Linked DNA regions of Homo sapiens: region 2 is linked to region 1. A link is an interaction called in ENCODE POLR2A ChIA-PET data of the cell type or tissue named here. Cell type or tissue: GM12878. All regions are shown on one strand. Region 1 overlaps SH3KBP1 (SH3 domain containing kinase binding protein 1). Region 2 overlaps SH3KBP1 (SH3 domain containing kinase binding protein 1).

What was found. Peaks named below come from ENCODE experiments on the same cell type or tissue, not always from the same donor. Only the 100,000 strongest peaks of a DNase experiment are listed, where the experiment ranks them.
Region 2: POLR2A ChIA-PET joins it to region 1 with 9 read pairs; 8 of 35 experiments call an interaction of 5 or more read pairs at or near these places.

The regions. Positions count from the first base shown.
Region 1 is chrX:19,862,148-19,864,647 of GRCh38, reverse strand. The region is part of intron 1 of SH3KBP1 (SH3 domain containing kinase binding protein 1); the gene reads left to right. Among named protein-coding and RNA genes, the nearest start is that of SH3KBP1, 24 kb to the left of the region's middle. RefSeq lists enhancers at 522-571, 942-1,241, 1,486-2,092. In GM12878, no CTCF peak of the experiment used is centred here; a DNase peak (open chromatin) is centred at 1,077; H3K4me3 peaks cover 1,263 bases; H3K27ac peaks cover 2,500 bases.
Region 2 is chrX:19,810,564-19,813,063 of GRCh38, reverse strand. The region is part of intron 2 of SH3KBP1 (SH3 domain containing kinase binding protein 1); the gene reads left to right. Among named protein-coding and RNA genes, the nearest start is that of SH3KBP1, 76 kb to the left of the region's middle. RefSeq lists an enhancer at 882-931. In GM12878, no CTCF peak of the experiment used is centred here; a DNase peak (open chromatin) is centred at 959; H3K27ac peaks cover 2,369 bases.

The DNA of each region.
Region 1 (2,500 bases):
TTCCTTTTTGGAAACTCTAAGGAAAATCCCGTTCCCTTCCATTTCCCATCTTCTAGAGGCAGCCCGTATTCCTTGGCTCATGACCCCTTCCTCCATCTTCAAAGCCACCAACAGTGACCCAGGTCCTTTTCAGGTTGTGTCACTTGATCTTCTCTCCTGTGCCCCCGCTCTCTTTTTAAGAACCCTTGTGGGTACATTGGGTCCACCTGGATAATCCAGGCGACTCTTCCTTTTGTAAGGCCAGCTGATGAGCAACCTTAATTCCATCTGCAACTTTCATTCCCTTTTGCTTGGGATTGGGATGTGGAAATCTTTGCAGGGGGTGGGGGGGTGTTGTTCTGCCAATCCACACCAGGGACTTTGTTTTCCTAAATCTCCATGTCGGGTAGGGCCAAAGGGGCAATCATTTTGGTGGCAGCCTACGTGGAAGATGGCTTCTATATTTGCAGAGTTTCAGGAAGTTGAGAGGGTTTCTCTTAGACCACTAGACTGTGAAGTTTGTCAGATACCTTGTTTCTCTGTAGGGTGGTCCTGGAGTTTTGATGATCCCAGCTGAGACTCTTACCAGGGGCTGCTAGAGCCTGGGGATGGATGGCTGTGAAGGGGAGCAGGGAGTTAGGATGACTGGTAGCAGCTGGGCTGGCCAGCGAGCGAGGAATGAGGAAGCAGGGGGATGAGGACAGGAAATGATAGACGAGTCTGCCCCTTGGGAGAGAGAAAATAGAAGATGGGGTTGATTACATCTGGCCCCAAAGAAAATAAAAGCATGGGCTTTTTTGTTTGTAGGCTTTGTGATTGATTCTACTGTTGAGTCAACTTAGACGCTGGGCTAAACAAATTTATTTGCTTACTTTTTGGACATCCAGTGCACTCTTGCCACTAAAAGCCTCAGGGGTTCATTGTGGCCACTTGGTGTCCCGAGGGAGGTTGGGGGGTGTTGGGTGTCACTGTCCAAACAACTCTCTCTGGAGAGAGCAGCAGCCCAGCTGGGGACCCCGTCCCAGGAGGGCTCTGCTCTGGAGAATGTAAACCGGTCTGGTACAGGCTCACAGAGCCTTAAATGTGTTCTCAAGAATTCTAACAAATAATCTGTTGTGAACTTAAACTGGTTTGGACTTTGAAGAACTGACAAGTTCTTTTGAGAAATAGTACGTGGGAGCTTTGTGCATCCTTTCCCACGGTCCCATGACTGGGAGGTATGTTACAGTGAAAGCAAGTCTCAGACACGTTTTGGCCACTCATTCAGACACTTGTTAGTAAGCAGGCATGAAGAGAGCCCTGCTTTAGCTGGGCGTGGTGGCACATACCTATAGTCCCTGTTACTTGGGAGGCTGAGGTGGAAGGATTACTTGAGCTCAGGAGTTCAAGGCTGTAGTGAGCTATGATCCTGTCACTGTACTCCAGCCTGGGCAACAGAGCAAGACCCTGTCTCTTTAAAAAAAAAAGAGAGCACACTGCAGTCTGTTTTGTAAGCTCAGCAAAGCTTGAGCCCTCTGGCCGGGCCCCTTTTGGGAAAGAGACATTCAAGGCAGATGCCACTGTATTCCAGTGCCGGGATTCAGCTAACCCCCAGGGAGGGGACAGGGTCCTCCTTTAGTGGTTGACAATGGCCCCTGACAGTCCTGGGCCTCTTCTCTGAAGGGGGCAGACTGCTGTTATTTCTAGATTCTTTTGTGCGGTTCTTCTGAGGATGGAGATGGTGGCACAATATTTTCACCCAATTCCTAGAGCAGAGGGCCACTGCTTGTTTTCATCATGCTAATTAACCAACTCTGGTGCAAATGGACTCTGATTAGTCTTTCAAATGCTGATCCACCATCCCTGGAGTGCTTGTTTTTCATTTGGATACTTCAATTGTGAGCTGACCTCTTTTAGGATAAGGATCAAAGCCAAGTAATACAGAGCTATATGAGGAGACTTCAACAAGTTCATGGAAAATGGGTATTATGAAAAAACTATTCATGGATTTAAATTTTTTTTTTTTTGCACCAAAATAAACTCACACTAACTTGGCTGTAACATGTCTGAATAGTATCTAGTTTGAGGCACTAAGAAAGATAAGACACCAGTTTGGAAAGAGCCCCTATCAGAGCAACATGAATTCTGCTAAAATTGAAGCAAGAACAAACACCAAACTTATAGTGAAGCTTGAGTGGAAGAATGGTGAAATAACTGATGCTTTACACAAAATTTATGGGGACAATATTCCAAAGAAATTAGCAGTTTACAAATAGATAGCTCATTTTAAGAAAGGACAAAACAATGTTGAAGATAAGGTCTGCAGCGGCAGACTATCCATATCAATTTTCGAGGAAAAAATTTATCTTGTTTATGCCCTAATAGAAGAGGACTGACAATTAACAACAGAAACAATAGCCAACACCACAGACATCTCAATTGGTTCAGCTCACACAATTCTGACTGAAAAATTAAAACCGAGCAAATTCAATGGGTGGCAAAACCATTGCTCCCAGATCAGGTGCAAACAAGAGCGGAGCTT
Region 2 (2,500 bases), 52 kb after region 1:
TCAAGTGATCCTCCCACCTCAGCCTCCTGAGTAGTTGGGACTACAGGCGCGTACCACCACATCTAGCTAATTTTTTGTTGTTGTCTTTTGAGACAGAGTCTCTCTCTTTCACCCAGGCTGGAGTGCAGTGGTGCGATTTTGGCTCACAGCAACCTCCGCCTCCCGGGCTCAAGCGATTCTCCTTCCTCAGCCTCCTGAGTATCTGGGACTACAGGCGTGCACTAACACACCTGGCTAATTTTTGTATTGTTTGTAGAGACAAGGTTTCACCATGTTGCCCAAGCTGGTCTTGAATTCCTGAGCTCAGGTGATCCGCCCACCTTGTCTTCCCAATGTGCTGGGATTACAGGTATGAGCCACCATGCCCAGCCCCAGCTATTTTTTTTTTTTTTTTTTTTGTAGAGACGGGGTCTCACTATGTTGCCCAGGCTGGTCTCAAACTCCTGGGCTCAAGCAATCCTCCTGCCTCAGCCTCCCAATGTGCTGGGATTACAGGTGTGAGCCACTATGCTGGCCAAGTTCTTTCTTGAAGGAACATATGGGCAGTACATCTTTAGGGCTACCCAGAAGACATTTTGTTTCACTTTAGCTTCTTAACTCACAAAGGGATATGAAATAGTATATTGCCCCACTCGCAGGCTAAGGGGTAAATTTCATCATCTTTATGCCACTGAGGGAGATGAGATAAATTCTTGAGGAGAGTTCAGGGAGAGTGAAGGTGAAGATGTGAAAGTCTCTTTAATGTGTAGTCACAACATGTACTAGCACAAAAGTCACACAAACACACAGTTATTTGTGGAATGAGGTGTATGAAGTCAGCCCGTTTTTGCTCTTAGCTGTCTATTTTGCTCGTCATGAAGGAGAGCTTTTCATTATTGTCATACTTCCTCTGGGACCACCAGGATTTTCTCATGAAGACTAACAAAGAGATGATATCATGTGTCTGGGAGTCAGGGTGAAAAACAAAGTGGGCTTGCCTGAGTTTGTAAGCTGAGAAGTTGTCCGAGTCAAACCACATCCTGCCCTGGGTTTCTAGAGGCAGGTGGTCCCAGATGGAGACCCAGAGCGGGAGGAACTGTGCCAATGCTTTCCTAAGAGCCATGCTCAGTTCCCAGGAGGTGTGGGGGAGGCCCTGGTGACTATGTCCTCTTTACACTGAAGTTTTCTTCTAGGGAGGCCACAACTCACTGGTTGCCAGTAAAGGTTGTGAAGTTGGTTCCAGTTCCAGTTGTGGCTGTGCTGTGAACCAGCTGTGCCACTGGTGGCCATGCTGAAGCTCTTGGGGTTGTACTTTTCCTGGCTGTCAAACGAAGCCATGGTCAAGGTCTGAGATAGCTAGTGCAGGTAGGTAGTATCGGCGCAGTGGGGGCCAAGTCAAAACCAAAGAGGGACTGTTTTTGCGTATCATGGAAGAAAAAGTAAATTAACATTAAAACCATGTTTAAAATATTTATTAGATGTACATTTTAGTTGTGATTATACTACAACATAATTGGAATTGATGAAGTATTAACATGTGAACATATTCTTAGCAAAGCTGGACATGTTTGGAGAGTACCTTGTCAAGAGTGTGATGCCTGCTGCCGAAGGCTTCGGTCCAGTGGGATTTGCTTTCTGACCAGATAAGATTTTATCTAAGAGACAACATCCAAAATCAATAGGCTGACAGATTATTGGTAAAAGATACATTACAGCTGTTTAAAACCATAAACGCTATCAAGTTCTAACTGCTAAGCCTGTAGTCATATTGTAATATCGGGACCCTCATGGGCACAGATATGAAAGGAATCAGGATGGTAGCTGTCGTTCTGTAATTGCTGTTTAACAGCCTGGCTTATATTCATGATTCAATCTTTTTTTGTTTTTTTCTTGCTTCCACAATTCAATCCTTATTTCTGTAAGCTGCAAAATCGTGAGTGTGCGCACAAGTTTTTTTCTCCCCCGGTCTTGAAACTGGAATAATTGCCAATCTGCTTATTAAAAAAATACATCTGCCCTATGAAAGTAGTTTCAGCTACTCTGTGTTAAATGAGTGATTATGACATTGGGCTCTGGTGGCACGTAATACTAATGCTGAAACGCTTGAATATGGAGGTTAGTGTGGTTTCAGATGTTGAGAAATCACTTCTTTGTGCTTATTGACATTTTTCCAAGGACTGCTCTGTTATTTGGCTTAAAATGTCACATGACAGCTGATCTCTTTGGTGCATATAATCCATGCAATTATAGTGTGAGCTTCTGCTGTCAGTGGTGGTTAAAAATCCATATACCTCACTCCTTTTTTAGCCTCTGATTTTTTTTAATTCAATTTAACTCATCCTTTTATTTTAAAACTTGAATTTGAATGGGTTCCATTAACAGATATTTTAAGGTGACAATCAAGTCTAGGGCGCTGCCAGCTTGAAGCTGAACACAGTCCCTAGCCCTCAAGCTGGATGTGAGATCTAATTTAGGGCATGTTGCAATGCAGAGATGTAGCTGATTTGTAAACAGCCCTTGT